Regions from separate parts of the Mus musculus genome. Here region 2 is linked to region 1. Evidence: chromatin loops called from intact Hi-C (ENCODE). Cell type or tissue: left cerebral cortex. All regions are shown on one strand. Links, peaks and the distances in the headings refer to the core of each region. The heading gives the core; the rest is flanking DNA.

Evidence for each region. Hi-C counts contacts between places; a loop is a spot of excess contacts. Peaks named below come from ENCODE experiments on the same cell type or tissue, not always from the same donor. Only the 100,000 strongest peaks of a DNase experiment are listed, where the experiment ranks them.
Region 2: a loop joins it to region 1, with 5 times the contacts of the local background. A loop is called at or near these places in 6 of 42 quality-filtered maps.

Annotation. Positions count from the first base shown.
Region 1 is chr5:28,459,865-28,470,870 of GRCm38, forward strand. Shh (sonic hedgehog) reads right to left here and starts at 7,237. Exons shown (of 3, transcript NM_009170.3): 1 at 6,597-7,237; 2 at 1,458-1,719. The coding sequence starts at 6,899. 9530036O11Rik (RIKEN cDNA 9530036O11Rik) reads left to right here and starts at 7,120. Exons shown (of 7, transcript NR_015562.2): 1 at 7,120-7,484. RefSeq lists enhancers at 1-249, 1-249. In left cerebral cortex, for the core only: no CTCF peak of the experiment used is centred there; DNase peaks (open chromatin) are centred at 4,814, 5,354 and 5,903; H3K4me3 peaks cover 1,767 bases; H3K27ac peaks cover 1,030 bases.
Region 2 is chr5:29,191,712-29,202,717 of GRCm38, forward strand. Rnf32 (ring finger protein 32) reads left to right here and starts at 4,282. Exons shown (of 10, transcript NM_001289757.1): 1 at 4,282-4,401; 2 at 4,869-4,934; 3 at 6,215-6,309; 4 at 6,863-7,127. The coding sequence starts at 6,295. In left cerebral cortex, for the core only: no CTCF peak of the experiment used is centred there; DNase peaks (open chromatin) are centred at 4,188 and 4,733; H3K4me3 peaks cover 1,446 bases; H3K27ac peaks cover 1,187 bases.

The DNA.
Region 1 (11,006 bases), core at 3,597-6,096:
CTTCTCATCGTTTTCCCCGGCATGAAGTGTGGGGCTGGCCGTTGGAAGCACTCCGTAGCCCCCCGGAATGCGACCCGGGGCTCTGGCGAGCCGGAGTCGTCGAGTCGCACGACCCCGCTTGACACACAAGGCGCGGCGCCCCAGCCCGCGTGTGTAGAATGCCAATGAGCTGCCCTCCCCGGCCGGGGTCTGCACTGCCTTCGAGACCCTCCGGGCTGGATTACCGCTGCTCATTTGGGAGGATATCCCCTAGGAATTCCTACCAGAGGGACTCCGAGAACAGGGATGGCAGGGAAGTCTTGCGTGTTCAGCGCAGACTTAAGGTCCAGGGAAGAGCTTACTTAGGGCCTGGGCCCGCCAACTGTATTTCCCATCCCAGCCTAATAGGAGCTCCCGAACCAGGGTCCTGCAAGGAGCCTGGTGAGGTGGAACTCCTGAAGCTGACCTCTTCTACAGGCCACCACCGCTCCTGTGCATCATTGGCAGCTATTGTTGCAAGAGCCAGTATCACCTACTCAGTATTTCTCGACGTTGAAATTATTTCCAACTAAATTGTGTCGCTAATATACAGTTTAGGAAACTTGAGAAGCTGGGGTGGGGGGCCTCGGGGAGGACAGAAGTCTATGGAAAGTCACCGTGAGCTGCCTTGTCAGGCAACACAATTCATAGAGGCCACTGCACGTGCGCTGGCTGGCTGTCTGCCTCTCTAGCTGTTCCACCTCCCCCCCCCCACCCCCCAACAGCGCGTGGCATTGCAGGCCCAGGGAACTCCGCCTAGCGCTGGCTGGGGGGCAGCCGCTCCAGCGGGATCGCCTTCAGCAATCCTGCCAGGGACTTTCTGAATCCCAGCTGGGCTCCTAATAAGAACGGATGCTTCTAGGCTTGCGGTCTCCCGACGTTGGAAGTAAAGAGTTCATTACCTCCCACCAGGCCTTTCCCAACACACGCTTAGCGAGTGAGTTAAGTTAGTTTAGAATCCACAGGCGCCCAGCAGGGAGGAGCCAGTACCCGGGTTTATGCCCTGGACAGACCCTTCTGCTCATGGGGTTGGGGGGAGGGGCGGCAGGAGGTTCTTAAGCCCTAAATGAGAGAAGAGATCAAGGCAAGCTCTGGCTGATATCTGTAATCACCAGGAAGCCCCCTCCTTCCCCCCATTCCACAATGCTCTCTGACATCCTCTGTCTCTACTACCTGAAGCAGGGGGCTCTGGAAACAAACCAGTCTGGGAATTTGACCATGCAGAGTTGCTGGCCAGTAGCCTGAAAGGTTGCAGAAGTACCTGGTTGGGGGAGGGGTCATGAGCTATGTCCCCACCACCGAGATCTACTTATTTTCAAGAGCATTCCTCCCTTTTTTATGGCTCTTCCTTCCTCTCTGTTTTTCCTCCAGACCTTCTGGTGGGAGAGGCTGGAGGGGGAGGATGATGGAGAAAGGCCAGGAGGAGAAGGCTCACTTACCTGCTTTCACAGAACAGTGGATGTGAGCTTTGGATTCATAGTAGACCCAGTCGAAACCTGCTTCCACAGCCAGGCGAGCCAGCATGCCGTACTTGCTGCGGTCCCGGTCGGACGTGGTGATGTCCACTGCTCGACCCTCATAGTGTAGAGACTCCTCTGAATGATGGCCGTCCTCATCCCAGCCCTCGGTCACTCGCAGCTTCACTCCAGGCCACTGGTTCATCACAGAGATGGCCAAGGCATTTAACTTGTCTTTGCACCTCTGTGGGGAGAAGGGGGAACCCTAAGTGTCAGACATGGTCCTTGGTGGTCTCTCCACCAACCACAGGCCCAGGACCCAGGGGTTGAGTGAATGAGAACATGGGGGTGGGGCATGGCGGCTGCTGGAGAGGCAGGTTCTCCAGGGAACCAACTGACCACCTGTCTCCAACTCAGAAACTTAGATGTAGCTATAATGGCCTGAGAAACAAGAGGGGTTTCTCCTTAGATGAGATTCCAGGTGCGCTTTGGTGAGACAGGACTTCTGGCACACTCTGAGGGTTAGAGTGCAGCAGGAGTGTTATCTTGGAGGTCAGGCCTCCCTTATACCTGCTGGGCCTGAGGAAACCCATAGCAACTCTGAGGGGTAGGCAGTGGGTCAAGGACAAGCAAGCAGGTTAATGCTGGTGTCCAGCACAGGCAGGGCAGAGGACAAACATTCTTGGTCTAGGCAGCCACATTCTTTCCCCCAAGGAGCTCCTCTCTGCCAGGCTTGTCTGGGGCCTGATTGTGTTCCTATTTTCTTTGACTAGTTCTCTTCCTCCCCTCTTGTTTTCTTGGCCCTGCATAGAATGGTGTCCGGCAAGTTTGAAGAGCAAACTTAACAAGTGGATGGGGGTGGGGTGGGAAAGGTAGGGGGATGGGGAGCCAGAAAAGCCCACAGCTTCTGAGCCCTGCCCAAGAGAGGGTCTGGTGACTCTGCCTCCTCCCTTGCAGGACACAGTGGAACTTGGGATAGTGGAGGCACTACTCTGGGGCCACATTAAGAAACGGATGTCCTAAAGAGAGGAGGCAAGTGTGTGTGGTGGATGGCTAGCTCAGTGCTTGCAAGGTTATGCTGCGGCTGGTGGCATGCTGGATTGGGGGTTGTGAGCGGAGACAACATGGTAAGAGCACATTACCCAGAGAACTGGACCTCTGTAGAGGCAGGAGTAATTTCTGCAGAGGGTAGGACTGATAACCCGTGATCCCTCAGGTTACAGGGATGGGATAATAGCCCCTAGATGACCGGGCTCTAGATGTAGCCAGCTCAGTCCTTCATGGACAGAGAAATGTGTGTGTGTCAGGAAAAGTCTTTCCGGCAACAAAAAGGCCCAAGAACAGGGCTGTAGAGTTCAAAGCACAACAGATGGAAGGGATGCAGTAACAACAGGTCCGCTCTGGCAGGTTTCTGGGCTGCCAGCGGTTTTCCTGAAGAGGAAAGTCCGAAGGACCGAGTTGGAGTTCAATCTGGGGGACTGAATCTGTTTTACATGAAAATCAGTCACTGAACCAGGGTCAGTTTAGAATAGAGAATCAGAGCCGCTGCGCGCAGGCGCACACCGTGGTACATTCTGCTTATCTCCTTCTTCATTCCAGCCTGCACTTCACCTCGCTCCCTTCTTTCAATGGGGTGAGGGAAAAGCTTGCGATGTGGCTTTAACAAGCTTCCCATCCGGCAGTAGGGAAGAGCGAGGGTAGGATGGATAGGGTTTTGGAGCCCAGTACCCTGAGCGGCGCCACTAAAGCAGACACGGGGGACCCCAGACAAGGAGCTCTGGGCCGAGACAGGCTTTAGGCGCGGAGAGGCCAACTCTGATGGTTACCGAATTGGTACCTGGTGCCCCAGAGTCTTCCCCGGCACCAGGCCCAGCGCAGCTCAGCAGGCAGATTCAGGGTACTCCCCGCCAGCGATGGGAGGGAATGTCGCAGGCAAGGCAATTGAAGCTCAGCCCGGTTATTAATTCATTGGGTCGTGTGCCGCTAATCAAGCCCGACTCTGTGCAGCCACCGTGAAGCCCAGCAGGGTCACTGGGGCCCAGCTTTGTGTCTGCGGAGGCCAAGTTGTTCCTGAAGCCTCCAGCTCACCTCCCGGATCTACACCAGTGCAGTCCAGGGGCTCAGAGCAGGGGCTGTCACATCCAAAGATGGGCTCCCCATATTGTGAGGGAGGTGGTGTCTCACTTCAAGAGACTCCGTTCTCTAAATGCACTCCACTCTTCCCCTAACTGGGGGGCGGGGACAGACCCAACTCTTCAAAGCAGAAAACTATTCTTCAAACCCACACCTGGCCTCTTTTTCCTGACTAACCCCTAAGCACGTAGGAAATTATTCAACCTGGCTCTTCAGGTGTTCCCCCCTCCCACTTCAGCCTGCAGAGCCTGCAGATCAGGCCCCTCGCTGCCTCCCACCCCAGCCCCTTGGCCGCGGGCACAACAGCCTGGCACTCTCTGGGGCCTGGACTGTGCTGGAAGAGTGTCTGTCTGCGCTTCCCTCTCCGGAGTTAATATTAACTAGGAGCTCCTGCGATCCAGAACTGCTCAGAAAGTTCCACTGGGGACGGTCCTGCCATGGTTGAGGGACTTGGGCTCAGTCACCTTAGAGAAACAGACTGGGAGGCAGGAGAGACTGAAGAGAGTGGCACCTTGGGCCGAACCAGGTGGTTGTTAAAGGAGGGTGGGGACGACCAATGGCAGGTTCCTGAGACCCAAGGTTCTCCCCCCTATCCCCTCCCCCACCCCGCTTCACCCTTTACCTCTAGTCTTGTCGTCTGGCCACCTTCTTCCTTCCCATCCCCTCTTAACTCTGCCAAGCCGGAATAAGAAGCCGCCGAGGGTTGTACTAAGAGGAAATTTTTGGACGGCCACCTTTACAGCCACCCTTATTTTGGTGGATTTTTGCAGGGTGGGTGAGAAGATCCTTGGCTTGGCCTTCCCCACCCCCACTTTTGCTGTCTCTACCCCCTCTTTTTGGGTTGGGAATCAGAAAGGCTACTGCCCAGGGGAAAAAAGTATGTGTTTTCGTTTCGTTCGTCTGAAGGAACTTGACAGAAGGTCAGAAGTTCAAATGCTGCTCGCGCGCGCGCGCGCGCGCGCGCACGCGGCGGCGGTGGAGGCGAGAGTGATCCGGTGTAGGGCCGCTGAGCCCCGGGTACCGGGCTGGAAGGATCAGCGTGAGGGAAAGGACGTAACTGGTGGTCTCCGTTTAGGGCGCTGAGGCCGAAGGGCCGCGAAGGCGGCGGGGTTGCAGTCCAGGTCAGGCCCGCGGGGCTCCCTGCCTTGCGACTCCTCGCGGCTCAACCCCTGCCTGCGCGCCCTAGGGAGAGAGCGCGCTCGGAGCCCTGCGCTCTGGCGGGGCGCGCTCCGCGCGTGCAGAGCCAGGGACAAGCCGCCGGAGCTCGCCCCCACCCCCAACCCCCGAGCGCGCTGCAACCCTAGTCCCGGGATCGATAACGCAGGAGTAAGTGGAGCTGAAAGGCGTCTACCGTGGCTCAGCGCTCTTGCAGCTCTGCGACACGCAGAGGCCCGGCGCTCTGGGCACCGGAGCCAGACCGCCGAAGACCCCCCTGCAGACCCATCCGGGCTGAGGTACCCTACGTGTCCACGCCTGGCCTCTTTGCATCAGTAATCTTTTACCTCCTCACACCTTTCCAAGGACCTCCTCATCCTGAGACGCCCCCCCCCCCCCGGGGCACCCAACCAGGGGATGGGTGCCCGGAGCCAGAGAGAGAACTCGCTCCTTCAAGCCACACCAGTCGGGCGCCCCGCGGTCCGCGCAGAGTTAACTGTAGCTCGCGCAGCTCTCCGGCTCCCCCGCGCGCGCGCGCCCACACTCGCGGTCCAGATTTAAGGTGGTCGGGAGCAGATGAGGGAGATGGAGGGAGAAGATGGAGGGAGAACAGCCCTGTATTCAGTCTCCACGATTCCTCTTTGCTCCAGTTCTGGCCCGCCACCCTAAGGCTAGTCTCCTAGGCTTCCCATACAGCAGGTACCCGGTGGCGAGATGCGCGTCGCGTCGCGCGGGCTGTTCCACTCTTGTTTTCTCCAGCCCCCGCCCCCTGCACTTGCGCCCCGCCAGCGCCGCTCCGCCAGCCGCTCGGCGCACCTAGCCCTAAAGGTAGGACTTGAATATTTTAATAGGGCAGTAAAAAGGATGCTGACCTATATTTGCAAGGAAACCCATTTCCAGCTCCAGTCATACGTGCATGGAGTTTCAGAAAGTCTCGATTTGGCTGGGAGATTGGCAGCCTGGAAATCTCAAAGGAGGTGGGATGGGAAGAGAGGCTCGTGCTTTGCTTTGCCGTCTGTCCATCCACCCTCGTCGCCGAATATTTATTCGCTTTTAATTCTTATGCAAGCAGGTTAAAAATTAAAGCGATTGCAAAGCCAGCAAGTTCCAAGTCCCTCCCCTAAGGTACCGCGGGCTCTGGAGAAATGAGGAGCATCCTTAAAGAAATATCAATACATTCTCTGACCGGCACAATTGAGGACGATGGGATCGCAGTCAGGCTACGCGATACAGTGGGGACAAGACGGGCGCCTCTGGAGCTCCTGCCTTTTGTCAGAACTGCCCCCAGGCTTTCTCAGTTACAGTTCTTTGGTGGTGGTGGGGTAAAGGGTGGGGTGGTCTTGGGAGAAAAACACAGAAAAGGAAAAGGTAGGAGCTAGGGGACGAAATGCTCCAGGCTATGTTTGCAGTGACCTGGAGGCCCTTTGAAGTGTATAGGGGCATCCCCTCTCCCTCCATTTTCTGCCTCCACTTGGAAAGGGCAGACTCCCTCAGAGTAAAGGTCTTTCTAAGTTTCAAGCTAGAATACAGGTAGTTAGAGGAGGTCGTCCCGGGAGACTAATTAAATGAGACTAATAAAATGAGACTAATAAGATAGAGAACCCCATCTTCTGGTGCCCCATTCCAGCAAACCCTAAACTTCCTGCTGGACCCTTCACCTCCTTTTTCCTCCCGGAAGAGGAGTGCTAGGTGGGCAGGTGGGTGGGGAAGGAGAGAGCAAGCCGCCTTCCTACCTGCCCAAAGAGCAAACAGAGCAGGGCTGACTGCTTGGTCACACGCACCCCCCCCCCCTCCCGGGAAGGAGTCTGTTTCCCACCCGCAATGGGTCTCTACCTGAGTCATCAGCCGGTCTGCTCCCGTGTTTTCCTCATCCTTAAATATGATGTCGGGGTTGTAATTGGGGGTGAGTTCCTTAAATCGTTCGGAGTTTCTTGTGATCTTCCCTTCATATCTGCCGCTGGCCCCTAGGGTCTTCTCGGCTACGTTGGGAATAAACTGCTTGTAGGCTAAAGGGGTCAGCTTTTTGGGGTGCCGCCTCTTTCCAAACCCCCTGCCGGGCCCACAGGCCAGCCCGGGGCACACCAGCAGCGAGGAAGCAAGGATCACCAGAAAACATCTGGCCAGCAGCAGCAGCATCTCGTCCGCGGAACCTGAGGACTTGTGAGCTGTCCCCGCGCTGTCTGTGCGCGAGCGGGTACGCGCGGGTGTGTGCGTGTGCGCTCCTCCTTGCGCTCGGCTCTCCCTTCCTCGCTCGGCTCGTTCGTTCCCTCTGGCGCTGCCTGGCTCTTTCTCTTCCTATATAACCTTGCCTGCCGCTGCTGCAGGGGACTTGTCTCCGATCCCCACCCAGACTGGGGCTGCGATGGCAGGCTGCCGGTCGCTGGTAACGGAACACATCGGAGTTGGGTCTCGAGACAGCAATTAAAAGACAAAAAGAGCCTGATTTTAAATGGTAGCAAGGCTGGAGAGCTTGTGAGACAGGCTGCCTTTCGCACTATATTATAGCTGGCAGGGGCGCATCTGATTGGCCAAGCCGCACAAGCTTGTCTTCTGATGTTAACCCTGAGAAAGACTACATTTCTCCCCCCTCTGGCTGCTGTGGCTTTATTTTCACCTGAAGGCTTCCAGTTTAAAAAAGAAAGAAAGAGAGAAAGAAAGAAAGAAAGAAAGAAAGAAAGAAAGAAAGAAAGAAAGAAAGAAAGAAAGAAAGTCTTTACTAAGGTAAAGGTGGGTGGGAGGGAGGAGGCCTGTTTATTGGAAAAATACCCCGCACTGCCTGCTTTGTGCTCAGGGCTGCTTCCCCCTTACTTTCTCTAAATGGAAGATGCTTTGGTTAAAGCCAGCATAAGTTTTTAAAGGACAGTCCAGATGCTCCCCCCCCCCCCACAAGCTTTGACCATAAAACAGCCTCTCAATTGTTTGAGGGCAACGCTGCCTCCCTCCTGTTTGCCTTATTTACACCCCATCCCCAGATGTGAGTGTACAGGACAGACGTCACGGGGTTGTGAAAACAGCTCACCTGAGCATCTCCTGAATATTTAGCATCTTTAGATAGAGGATAATCACAGGTGGCCACAACCTAAAGAGTTGCTGTTTTAAGTGCCCTAAAATACTGTCCTTTATTGTATCTCACTGACTGCACCACATTCAAGCCTCTGCAGGTGGATGGATGCATCCCAGCTGAGGGGCAGGTAAAGAGTGTCTGCAGAATGTGGTGGGGTACATAGGTTCAGTGGGTCTATGTGCTGCACCCCAGCATGGAGGGCAGCTGGTGTGTGCTTGGTGGGTAGAGGTGATCTGCCTGGGGCAACTGAAAGTGGGCAAGGCTGCATGCGTGAAGAACCCCTTCCAATCTATCCTAGCAAAGTGCAGGGCTGGGGTAAGTTGATGTGGAATTCAGGCTCCTTAACACAGTTGTATTTCACAGGAGCTTTGCAAGCTAATTTTCAAGGAAAGAAGCTGGCTAGGTGTAGGGCCTGCAGACTGAAGGTGTTAGGGATCTAGAGGACAGTGTTCTGGCCATAAGGGGCATCTTAGAAGAGGATATGCTGTCTAGAGGTCACTACTCTTGGGGTGTCCAACACTCTTTCAGGAAAAAGAAAAATTTCCAGAAAAGTCTTAGTTGAACCAGAAAAATAGAATGTGAAACGCTTTGTTTTTATAGATCATAGAAATCTGCTCTGGCTTTTCTCCCATCCTACTCACAGGCAAGATTCCTCTAGGATGGGCGAACTATTTATGTGGAATGGAATACCTGCTTAGGGACCGAGTCCTCCAGTGTTATCCCATGAGACCAGCCTCTGGCTCTTGATCCTGTCCCAGTGCAGGGAGAGCCCAGCAAACCTGAAGCTCAGCTGGCAGTGGGGTTTTCAGAGGACTTAGAAACTTGGTTGCTTTTGAGTTAGTGTGAGGCGAGGAAAGTGCTTGCTACTGTCTACTGTGAGTCTCAATGGCAGTATGGCAGAGCCTCACCATCCCAGGCTTGGAAGGGTTGACTAAAGCCCGCACACCTGCCCTCTCTGGAGTTTTCTATCCTTTGATTTATGAGGACCAAGTACAGATTCTTAGTGGGAGTTGGTCCCAGCTTCACGAAGACCAAATAAGAGCCAGACTCTCCAGCCTGTATCCTCTGTGTACATCCCCCATCAACTAGAAAAAATGGATACAAAGGGGACCCACTGTTCTTGATCCAGAAGAGTGGGCCTGCCTGGCATGTGGCTTTCATATTACTAGCCGGTGGTGGGCTAGACAAGACTTGAGCATCCTGGAGCCTCATTTTGCTTCAGTATTTCCTTGTTCTCTGTGTATGCTGACCAGCACTCTCTTCTTGATGTCTTTGAATATAGACTGGTGAATGGATCATGCAACTGTAGACAGCTCTAGTCAGCTTTGGATTGGCAGTGGGGAGTGGGTGGGATTTCCTGGGGAAGGAGGCAGAAAATAAAGGCCACATTTCTCCCTGTGGTCAGGCTCATGATCCTGTTCTCAAGACAACAAATATGAACTGTGATTGCTTTTATCCAAGCATTTCTGTAACCTGGAGACCTGGAATACCTGCAGATGTGATTTGGAAACAAACCCCTAAGCTGCCAGTGTTCTATGTGGGCACAGCTGGCCTTGGAGTGCCCAGACATGGTCACCTCCCTTTTGGCTGTGAAGAAGGAGGTGACTTGGTTCTGCTCTGGCCCATTGCTCACCCCCACTCCATCTCTAGGGACAATGGATGCTAATTCCAAGAGAGCCTGATAAGGGCCGGCCTTCCTGGAGTCTGGAAGGATCTTTAGAAGGAAAGTAAAGATTTACTATAAACCCTGTTGTTTTTTTCCTCGTACCCAGGGACAGCTTGCTTCCTGTTCCAGGTTGCAGAAATGCTGGGATAAAAGCAATCACAGTTCATATTTGTTGTCTTGAGAACGGGATCATGAGGCTGGCCACAGGAAGAAATGTGGCCTTTATTCTCTGCCTCCTTCCCGGGGAATCCCACCCTCTCCCCACTTCCCAGACACCAGACACTCGCTGCCTTCCACCTCCAGACACCAGATGGCTCCCTCTCTTTGCTTTCCCCTCTAGACCATTTGGGCCCCTCCCTGTGCCTGTAAGAGGTTCCAGAGCACAATCTCTGCCTGGTGGGGCCAGCCATTTAACTCCCAGAGGCTACTTCTCATTTGTGTAGGTTCAGCTATTCCTCCTGCTGGGCATTTGCAGGCTCTCACTCTTCTTGTTTCTTTCCGTCCAGCGTTCTTTCCTTCACTCTGAGGAGCACTGGCCAACCTTTGACTCTGCCCCACACCCCTGGAGGCATAGTCCTGGGCATGGCCCCTTCCCCCTTCTGGCCCTGCCGCTAGATGGCGTCCTCACTCTGCCTTCGGCCCTGGCCTGCCCGGTTGGGGAAATTCTGCAGTCTCCAGTTGGAAGGGCCTGGAAGCAGGACTAGGCTCTTTGGCTCCTCCTTGCTCTCTGACACTTGTCTTTCCTTTCCAACCCTTAATTTCCTTTCCCCAGTTTGAACTAGGGATCCCAGCCCAGCCCTGCCTGCTGGCCTCTTTTCTTTTCTCCCAGTTGATTTCTTTTCCTTAGAACAGCTCTGCACCATCTCATTCTATCCAATCACCCAGTTAAGTTTCATTTTCTTCCTGATTTTTTTTTCAATCTTGGCAAATAGAGTTTCACTTGCTCCATTTTGTTCTCTGGGGTGATATCTAGGGGAGAGGAAAACCTCACAGCCAAGGAGAAGCCCTAAGCCTGGGAAAGCTGCTTCTGTGTTAACAGCCAGAGAATCACATGGCTGTGAGATACTTTGTCCACGCCCTCTCCAACCTTCAGTAGTCCCTGTGTAAGGTGTAAGCCATGGATATTTAATTCAGGCCTCAGTTCTGTGAATCTTTGTAGTCTCCAAATGATTTCCGTCCTCTACAGGGCCACCAGCTACATTTGTGGCTGAAAAGAGAAACTCAGTGTAGGCAGGTGGCCTTATGGCCCAGAGGACCAAGGGATGGGTCTGGATGCCATAGCTAGTTCTTCTGACCCAGGTCTGGGCATTTCTTTACCATAGGTACTTTGGCACTCCAACATGCCACCACCTTTCCTCCAGTCTTGGAGCTGCTGAAGCGCAGATGCCCCCGGGAGAGGTAATCCATTAAGCCTAAGCATTAGAATCACCTGGGGAGCTTTGAAAAAAAAAATCATGTCAGCCAACAGCTACAGGGCTGTGCTCACAAACAATCACATCAGAGTTTCTGCTTT
Region 2 (11,006 bases), core at 3,015-5,514, 730 kb after region 1:
TGTATGCAAGAAGGCAAGAAAATGTACTTTCTGAAGCCAGAAGGCAGCAACAGACAAAATCATGGCAGAGAGTCTGACGTTAACAAAGAGGAGATTAATGAGATAGTGGCTACTATGGTTAGGATATTGTCTCCAATGGTTATGTTAAAAGCTTGGTCTTCATTGTGGCAGTGAAGACATGATGGGAAGTCCTCAGGCACGGAGAGAGCATCCTCTTGGGAAAAGTAAGGGTAGAGTTAGGATTATGGTCAAAGCAAAAGGACCCAAAGTTAGTTCTTTTGTTACAAAAGGCCTGAGATAGGCTCTGACTCAACAAGGCTTCTGGTCAAGCCACAAAGACTCTTCCTCCCTCAGCAACTCCTACCATCGCATAGCATAGCATCCAGTATGAGGATCTCCAGAGTCACGCTGATATTGGCATCATGTCTATAAAATTTGAACATCAAACTCAATAGTACTTTTTTTTTCTTTATAAAATAACAAACATGCCCTGCTGTAGTAAAACTCATCAGTCACATGCAATAGCAGATCAGAAATATGAGCATAAAAAAGGAAACGGGGGAGAGGGGGCTGGAGAGAGAGATAGCTCAGCATTTAAAAGCACTGACTGTTCTTCCAAAGCTCCTGAGTTCAAATCCCAGCAACCACATGGTGGCTCATAACCATCCATAATGAGATCTGATGCCCTCTTCTGATGTGTCTGAAGACAGCTACAGTGTACTTAAATATAATAATAAATAAATCTTTAGACCGGAGCGAGCAGGGTCAACTGGAGTGAGCAGAGGTCCTGAATTCAAATTCTGAAGCAACCACATGATGGCTCACAACCATCAGTACTGCTACAGTGTACTCATATATACATAAAATAAATACATTAAAAAAAGGAAACAAGACGGGATCAAAAGGAAATACAAGTTGAAAATACTGTAACAGAAATGAGAATCATCTGGGATGGCTCATCAGAAGAATGAGCATGTCCAACTAAAATCTGTGGGCCAAAGATTTATCAGCACTTTCCACTAAAAGAAGAGTACATGAAGAAGTACCACATCACCAGGAACTAGGTAAATTCAAAACCATAATACAATCTCCTACCTTAAAGGACTTTTTAAAGGGGAAGCCAAGCATGGTAGCTCATATCAGAAAGATCATGAGTTCAAAGTAAGCTTAGGGTAATATTGCAAGCTTGTCTCAATGTCAAGACAAAAGCAGGAAACAAGTGTTAGGAGACGTATGGAAGCACTGACGCTTCAGACCTCGCTTGTGAGAACTAAATGTGGTGTGACTGCTGTGAAAACCAGTCACATATTCTGACCAGTGATTTCACTTACATAAAAGTGGTAAGAGATATAAATCTGAATGCTTATGGCAATACTCATGTCTGTGAACATCTGATCATAATCAATTGTGGTATAAGTGTATAGCAGCATTGTCAAGCTATGATATCAAAGGACCTGAAAAATGCCACATAAAAGAAGCCAAACACTTATGTATTGTATAGGTACATCTAAGTCTATGGACACAGAATATAAATTGGTGGCTGCTAGGGGCTAGGGTAGAGCAGACTGTAACATTGGTGTAGGGTTTATCTCCACTGTGCCCTACAGAAATGTCTTAAAACTTGAGGACACCACGACAGCACTGTGGACATATCAAATGCCACCGAGCTAGTCACTCTATGATGATCAGTGTTGTTCTACATGGATGTTACCTCAAAGAATTTCATTTAAAAATTGATGGAAAAGATTGGGCATGATGGTGCACACGTGAATTCCTTGTAATCAGGAAGGATACAGGAAGACTGATTTATCCTAGGACAGACTAGGCTATATAACAAGTTACAGACCACCCGGGGATACCAAAAAAACAAAACATTTTTTTAAACAAATGAAAAGCTCGGGAAGCTGCCACCAGAAGACCTGAACTTTTAAGAAATGTTCAGAGGAGTCATGCAGAGAAAAAGAAAATAATTTAGGGCAGAAACTCAGAACTAGTCTGTTTTTCCACTTTCCAGACTGACCCATTTGTTCAATGGAAAGGAGTGATTACTGGGTTACAAAAGTTAGGATAAAAAGAATGAGTGACAACATGTTATAACTCACATATTTTAAGAGATGGGTAAAAGGACCAGCAATCCTTTACCAGTACCTGCACTGGCCAGGATATAGGACTATGTTACTGGACTCAAAAGAAAATTTTAAAAAATATTTTGAAAATCAAACCACTAGTCTTCAAAATCGGAGGATGCAGCATATCTCCTGGCCAACCTATTTTAGATAGCAAAACATCATGAGTTAAATACTTGGATAAGGTGGGGAATTTTTAAATGGGATTTTTATTTTTTATAACTTTATAAAGTTGGAGAGAAATACCTCAAGACAGAATTAGTAGGCATTGTCCAAAGCAATTCACATACAGTATCATGTTTTAACTTCATCACAACCCTAAGTTGTGGTAACAGAATCCCTATTTTCATTGAATTTCTTTTTGCTCAAAGTAACAGAAAACTAGACCCACAATAGATGAAAAGACCAAGAGCTGGGCTAGCTCCAGGGCTCAAACTACATCACCCATCTTGGACTGTGTCCAAATCCCAGTTCTGCCATTTCCTGTATAATCTTCTAAGGTTCACCTGGTAGCTCCACACCTTCAGGCTCTTACCCTATGATGCTAATGGAGCAGATGCAGCTGCAGTTTCGTGTCTTTTCTTGTTCCCACATTCAGTAGGAAGAATTAAAGGAATTTTCCAGTGCTCCCCCCAATAAAAACTCACTTGAGTTCCTGTGACTAGCCCAGCTAGGCCAGCCCCCCAGCCCCCATCGTATAATATCATGATGGTTCATCATAGTATCAGAGTTTCCAACTAGTTTAGATTGGCCACATATTCAGTCACAGAATAATGACCAGGACTACTGTTGGGGTAATTAATAGATGTCCAATGACAGGATGCAACAAGGCCCCTTTGAAAATAAGAAGCCCATAACTCAGGACAATAAAGCAACTTGTTAAAATTCAGACATCCAAAGAGTTAAATGTAGGTTTAAACTCAGGTCTAGCTAATGGCATCCAAAAGCTTTACCCTCTTAGGCTTCAATAAAAACCAGTCTTAGGAGAGCACAAAGGTGGGCCTACTGCTCTCCTAAAAGCATCACTCACTGAAACAAAAGCTAAGATTATACTACTTCTTGAAAGCACCTGAACTAGCATGTGAAAATTCATAACTAACTCATTGTGAATTTGACTTTTAAAACAGTTGGCCTGCTATTAATCTGCTTCTACAAGCTTCAAGTAGTAAGAGCCAATCCAGAAAGTTCATTGCCAAGAAAAAAATCTGTAACTTTTAAGTGGAGTTTAAAATTATATTGTTCCAGAGACTTATCATGTGTACCAGATTTATAATGACTTTTGGGACTTCTTAGTGACAGAATACCAATCTTCCAGCTCGGTAACTTCTGTAGACTTTACTTTATGGAGGATCTCGCCTTCTTGTGTTTTCTTTGCACTTCCAGGTGAATTATGTACAATTAAAGTACAAAAAGGCATTCCAGGCAGGAGAAAAATCAATACAATATTTCTGCTTGGCACCAAGAAGTGAAAGACTTTTAAAGGACCCCAGGGAATCAAGCCTGGTTCAAAGGACAGCGCGGGGATGCAGACTTAAGAGGGGTAGGAGGCAATGTCTCAGAGTGCAGAAGGCCAGGAGCCGCAAGGACACCTCTCTCCACCCTCACCTTCAGAGAAGCCTTGAGACCCTAGATCTTGGAAGGAGCCACTAGAAGGGGCGAACGTGAAAAGGCCTGCATCCCGCAACACACAACAGGCCACACGATACCGGGAGCCAAGACACAATCGTGACAACAGTAGGAGGGCGGATGGCGACGCCACACAGCTCGCAAAACAGTCGAGGGGCCGTTATCAAGTCTTTCGACTGAGGGGACAGCAGAAAGCGCACTCCAAAGAGCCGCACGGGTCAGCGCATCCTCGGGACGCATCACGCAGCCTGGCTGGAGGGCAGCGGAAAGGACGCCATTCAAAAACCACACGTCCGAGGAAGAGACGGGAGAGCCCGTGCACGCCACTCCACGCGCCTAGGACGCGCGCCTCACGACGACGTAACCGCACCAGCGCCGGACGCTGACGATACGCGAGGGGCGGAGCCATGATGTAAGCGCGGGCGGAGCCAGCCGCTCGCAGCAGGTGAGATGAAGGGGGTTGGGGGATGTCTGGCCAGACTGCGGGGGGGGGGGGGGGGGGAGGAGGGGGGACCTGCGAGCATGCGCACTGAGAGCCAGGCGGAGCCGGCCGGCGGGCGTGCGCACCTAGAAGCGCAGAGGCCGCTGGTTGCCGTGGCAACGAGGAGCCGTTCAGAAAAGGTGCAGCTGAGGGACAGGAAAGGCCGTTGTGAGTTTGTCCCGCAGCGCTGTCTGAAGTATAAAGCTCTGGTGCAGAGAAGGGAGCGAGAGCCGAACGCGGGGTAGTGTTGGGGCGGGAGGTCCGGGTCGCTGTGGTCGGTCCGCGGATCCTGCCTGCGCTGCACAAGGCTGTGATATAACGAGGGACCTCACGGACCAGATTTCCAACGACTTCTCTTGTCTCTGGGGGCGTATTTTAAATTTATATGCCATCTCTCCAGTGCATTTCTATTGACGCGTTTATTAATTGCCTTCTGATCACTGAAAACAATTGGTGATTAAATGTCTTGTCGCCTAGTCCTGTGTTTTCCTACCTAGCACAGCCTCCTAACCGTGCGCAAGCTAATTACAAACAGGCAGTTTGCTGTTGTGGCTGTCAGTGCCAGGCAGAGGTTGTGTATTTCTCACCTGTTGCTAAACTAACGGGTCACCTCTTCTCTATGTTTTCTCATACAGTTGGACTACATCTGACACGTTTCGTTATCCTTTCAATTGTCAGTTTGCTAATACTATGGGACTATGGTAAGGCAATTTTTAACGCTCTTACCTTGATGTTAGTTACAACGGTACAATAAAAACCTGGTGAAATTGTAGACTAAGTAGCTACCTATGGTTACTGATGGTATGAATCTTGTTGAAAAAGTGAACTTTTTTATGATGCATATTTGGCGTTGCCAAATTACAGGCATTTTGAATTTGGAAAATAATAACAGTGACCCTTTAGTATTTTACATGCCTTCCTCCAGCCAAGGCCACGGTAAGGAATACTGCATACAAACTTCTCTCATAGATCTCCATGCCAGCACTGAGAAGTAAGGGGAACGTGAGCACATTGAAAACTGCCCTAGGCTTCTGAAGGGTCTGAACAGCTGCTGGTTCTTTGTCTTAAATCAGGTGTCTCACACATTAGTTCCTATGGGACTTACTTTCCTGTAATCTTTTCAAGTGTGTGTTGCAGTGCTGGGGTTAGAACCCAGGGCCCCATGTATGCATGAATGCCTAAGCTGCTCTGTGAGCACCTTTCTGAAAGTTAGCTCCTTGATACTATTCCCTTAGGTTGCTTTTTAAAAGGTGCTTTTTCTCTCCACTGTAGAATATTATGGACAGCCTGGTCCCAAAACTAGAAGGGTTAATACCCAGTCTGTCCCCTCATTTTTAAGGGAATTGGAGCAACAGTCACCATTTATGAGTATCTTATGCAGAACAGTCCCTTGGAAGCCCTTAAGGAGGTTTTCTCTTAATATAATAATCCTGCAATGTCAGCATTTTTGTGGTTTTTTTTTTTTTATAAATGCAAAACTAAGCCAGAGATGCTTAAGTCGCTTGCCCAAAAAAAGTAGAAAGCAGATTGGGACTCGGTATCTGTCCCCCATATTCTGTCCGCCTGTGTGTTGGCCAGGTTGAAGGCAGTCGGCATGTGCCATACACCCATCTTCTTCATTGTTTCCCTTCTTGCCAAAACACAAACAGCATGCTGCTTTCCTGGGCATCTCTGCTCTTGCTCCTGCCATCTAGCACACACATTTCTCTCTTTAAGACTTGGGCTAAATGTTGTCTTCAAGGGTTGTTTATTTACTTAGTGTCTCACTTTGGTCTAAGACTTTGCTCTAAGACTCTGGTTTTGCTTCTAGATTGTTCTTTCTAGTACCATGGTAAGCTCTTTGAGGACAGGGCTGGATTGGGTTAGGACTATGTAAATTAGACAGGGCAGCTCACGCTGCTCTGTGGCTGGCATTCCTTTTACCATCCCCAGAGCCCTCGTAGACTTGGATGTTTACATGCACTCTTACTTTCTGTTACAGCAGAAGAATGGAAGTTATCGTAACGTGATGTTAGAGATCGTTAAAGCCACACCACAGTGTTTCCTGATTCCTGATACAGCATGCTAAGAAATAAGGTACTCCATCCTCCTGAGAACAGACCCATGCTTTTATTTACAGGGGGTAGCCTAGCTGGACTTTCTGCAGGTATAAAAATAGTTTACAAACCTTGTGATCTTGGGGAAACTGTGAGCAGAAGTGGGAGGTGCATGTGATATGGGTAACAGACAGTCTCAGGGTGCTGCTTGCACACATCTCCTGGCTCAGGGACCTGGTCCTGCAAGAAATGTTTAAGTTTTCACCAGAGAGCTTATACTTAAGAGCAAGATTCCTTTTAAGGTTTGCCTGGAGTCTAATTTAGTTACAGCAAAACAGCAGGGTCTTAGTTAAGCACCCACAGGTTTGAACTTATTGGTTTATAATTAAGGCTCCAGTAACTAATTGGAAAGATTGCCCTTTATTTCTACCATAGATGTTGGGCCTGGGATTTGCTCTGCTTAGGTACTGCTCTGACATTCCTTCCCACTGACTTGGTGATCTGCCACCAGGGAACAACAAGGCCTCCGTTTTCTTCTAAATGGTGTTACATGCTGGTCCACTAAATAAGACCTCCTACTCCCATGTTTTTAGGATCGTTCATCTAACAAAGGTAACTTAGCAGTCACTGCAGTTGCCTTACAGGACCACCTATTACATGATCTTCAACTTGGACATCTCTCGGTAGCAGATCCTTGTAAGATAAAAGCACGAAAGAAAGAGAAGAAGTCAAAATCTCTCAAAAGAGATGCAACAGCCATCATAGATACTGGGCTTAGAAAATCTACAGAGGGTCCTAACATGGAAGATCCAGAGAAGGAATATGTTCTAGACCCCACACCACCACCATTAACTTTAGGTAAGCTAACCTGATCTTTTTTCCTTTGGCTTAATGCTAATTAACCCAGTGTAGCCTTGTCAGGCTGAAGCAATGCTATATTTGGGGTAAAGAGACAACCATGACATTTTCATTTTATTAGCAGCCAAGAGTGTTGTTAATAAGGCTTTAATGCCAACTCTTCATCTGCCAAGGTTTTTTTTCACTTTGGAGAACTGTCCATAAACAAGATGGCTGTTGGCAATACTCTTTGACTACGCTGCAGCAACAGGGGCAGGTGACTTGCTTTTGTGAGTCTGAATTCCTGGGTGTGTACATTGTGCCTGGTTTTGTCATGTGCCCTGTGGCACTCCACATACTGCCAGAGTTGGATTTGTGCCTCTGTATTTTGAAGTCCTGCTGTCCTTCCCTTGCATATTTTTCTTGGCTTTGGGAGTCTCCTTCTATAGCCCATGCTGGCCTTCAACTCTTAATCTCCCCGCCTCAACTTCCTGAGTGCCTTGACTACAGGCATTTGTCTGTATCTTTTTGTTTTGTAAATGTAGTTTCCATCTCACTTCTTTTAAAAGAGCCTGGTTCCATTGAATTGAGACCAGCGTTGGTTGGTGTCCCTCCTCTGTAAGCTCCCTCCGGTTGAGGCAGCAGTGTCTCCAGCTGTGCATAGGCCAGCAATGGCGCTCATACTCCTCAGCCCAAACGTCTCCGAGAATTTGTGTGGTGATCCTTACTTGAACTGACTGTCTCCATGTTCCTTATTCTGAGGAACTTCTTGCCAGAATTCTCACAGCCTCGGTGCTTTTTGGTGAATGAAACACTTTGCCATTTGCTTGAATAACATCCACAAATTTAGTGTCTCTTCCATCTTAACTGGATCCCTGTTAATACACTTTATCTTTGGGGCCAGAACTTTTTCTTTGAGAGAAAGTCTCACTGTGTGGTTCAAGCTGCCTTAAATTCCCTCTTCCCGCCGATCCCACCATAGGCCAATATGAGTATTGCAGAAATATAATTGTAAAATTCTTGGGAATCTATTTTTCTATATTTAAAGTTTGGCACATAGACGATTTCGTCTTATCTTGGCAACCTCTGCACACAATTGCTTTCTGTGAAATCAAAAACTTTCCCCTTTCCCACTTGAAGGAAGCGCTTTACTTCCTGTGTTGGGTACATCTGGGTGACTAGCAACTCTGCTGTGTTGCTCTGCAGTGACAACAAACCCTAAGACTATAATACTGCCACAGTCTCTCTTATCACCAAGAAAACTGCAGAGGGACAAAGGGCACATCATATACACAGCCTGGATACACTAGGCAAGAATGAAGCACAGGGCAGTGTGAGATTGTATTGTGCTGCTTAGACTGGGGGAAAAAACCTTCTGACTTGTTTTTGGAATGTGCCATTGACTGTTTTCAGATGGTAGCTGACAGTGAATCATGGGAGCCTCAGACAGCACAACCAAGGATAAGGGAGCAGGGCTGCAGTTGATAATTAGCTCACATTAATTCCCTGGTACTCAGCATTATACCAGCATATTAAGACCATAGAATTCTTCATCACATTCTTACAATCTATTGTAAGTCTGAAATCATTTTATACTAGAAAGTTAGAAATAAAACATTCCTAGGTGACTAGGCATGGAAAATAGGTTTGCTTAGGGACGTTGTGTTATAGTGTGTGCAGGGGTCAGTGACAGGACACAGTGGGAGGCCTGCACAGCATGGAGAGGAAACTCACTCATTGCCAGTTATCTCATTTGCACCCCTTTTATTCCTTTAGCTGCTGGGGTAAGGGAAGAAAGTTTTACTTTTGATTACACGTTCAGAATGGCCAGCCAAGAGTGACAGGCATCTTGAGAGAAAGCTTTGTCACTGATGTTCACCACAAAAGCCTTTTCTCAGCTCTGATGCTTGTGGGGTGGGGTGCTATTGCAGACACAAGTCTGTTCAGTTCAGAATATGGCCTTTGACAATAGGATTCACTCCACCTACAACAATACCCATCATTGGTCTAAGAATAAACAAAGACTCATTGCCCAGTATGGTAGGCATTTAACCAAGGCAGGAGAGGCCCTGAGTCCGATGGCTCTAGGCTCAACTCAGCTTTTTTGTTTTTCTCCTGATGGTTTTAGTGTTGGTATATTTTACCAGAAGTAAATCTAGTGAAGTAAGTTAAGCTTCCTTATGTGTAAGTTTGGAAAATACAAATGTTAACATAATCTTTGTTTGTATATGTTTTTCATATGTGGAGGCATGTCATGTGCATCTGGAGACTTTATGTCAATCTGTGTACCAGATGCTGTCTGTGGAGATCTGTGTGGCTCTGCATTACCCTCTCCAAAGGGAAGAAGGAGTGGATGGCAAGGTTGGGGCTACCATGTGGGAAGTGACTGTCGTAGGCTTGAGCACTTACCAGCAGTGAAAGCTTCAAGAGGGAATTTCTCTTCCTCAAAGTGTTACAGCTCTATACGACAGACAGACAGACACTCTCAGACTGTCTTTGTTTATTCCTTGTACACAGGGCCTTATGTACATTTTGGGGTGGGTTGGGGTCTAAAGGCAGGTGCTTTCTATTGGCTTGGTCTGAGATGTTAAGGATGCCTCATCTGCATGTGGAGGGGCTTCGGGTGCTCCCCCTACATGACTGGAACAGTTCTCTCCAGTGGGTATCATGGTCACATGTCCCAGGACAGAAATGTGTAAAGAAGTAGATATAACTCCTACTGTTCTCAGGTATGAGGGTACTGGGGCTTCTGAATCTACTCAACCTTATCAAGTTTTTGTCTGGTGACACAGTTCCACTTGCTCCACAGCTAGAGGTTGGTATCACTTATTGTTTGAAACAAGGACCCTCAACTAGAATTCACCAGTTAACCTAGACTGGCTGGCTAGCAAGCTCTAACGATCTTCTGTCTCTGCCTTGCCAGCACTAGTACCACACCAGCCTTTTACTTAGATGATGGTGATAGAACCCAGGCTTATGTGGCTAGACCTTTACTGACTGAGCTATCTCTCCACTTTTCACATGCATTTTATAATTACTTCCTTTTTTTATTCTGTATTTTTTCCTTCATGATTTGTATTTTATTTAGGCCAGTTTCATTAAAAATGTCTCTTTTGAGAAAAATACATCTTGGATTCTATCTACCATTGGTTTTGGTTTTATTTTGTCTCCTGATTTCTTGGAATGTCTGCTGTTATCTTTGTTACTTCCTAAAGAGGAAAGAGTTTCTTCCCTTTGTTATGTTTCCTTTTCCTAGCATCTTAAGTAAAACACTCTTTGCAAACTTTGTTTCCCGGCAGATGCATGCAGATAGACATATCCCTGTGAATTGCTACTTATTCCCATATTGACTCTAGTGCTCTCATGGCTACTCAGCTCTTAGTATTAGACATCCTCGTGTTGTCTTCTTGGCTTTGTCTGTGTCCCAAATTATTGTGTCCCATGGGTTGAGCATCTGTTCTATGACTTTTCCTAGGAAGACATGGACAAGTCTATTTACCTAGAAGGCATATCCATTATCTGTGAGATTACCTTTATCTTTCAGAATACATGCATACTTCTACCATGAATTTTTCTATACCAAGAGTGCTTTCTGATAGCTCTCTGTCATAGCTTCCCATTCTTGTAGCATTTATTGTATATCATTGAAGATCTTGTTCCAGGTTGATTTTTTTTTTTTATGTACCTTTACCACTATTTACAGATGGTGGCTTACATTTATAGTCCTACGCCCAGGAATGGTGCAAGTACTTTTTCAAAGTGAGTCTCCCCATGGGATATAAGCTCATATGATGGGGCACTCATAAATTCAATTAAGGAATGTATCTTTGGGTAGCACATGATTGATATGCTCTTTGTAAGAGCATTGGTGAGGACAGCAAGGCAGTGCTGCAGATTGAC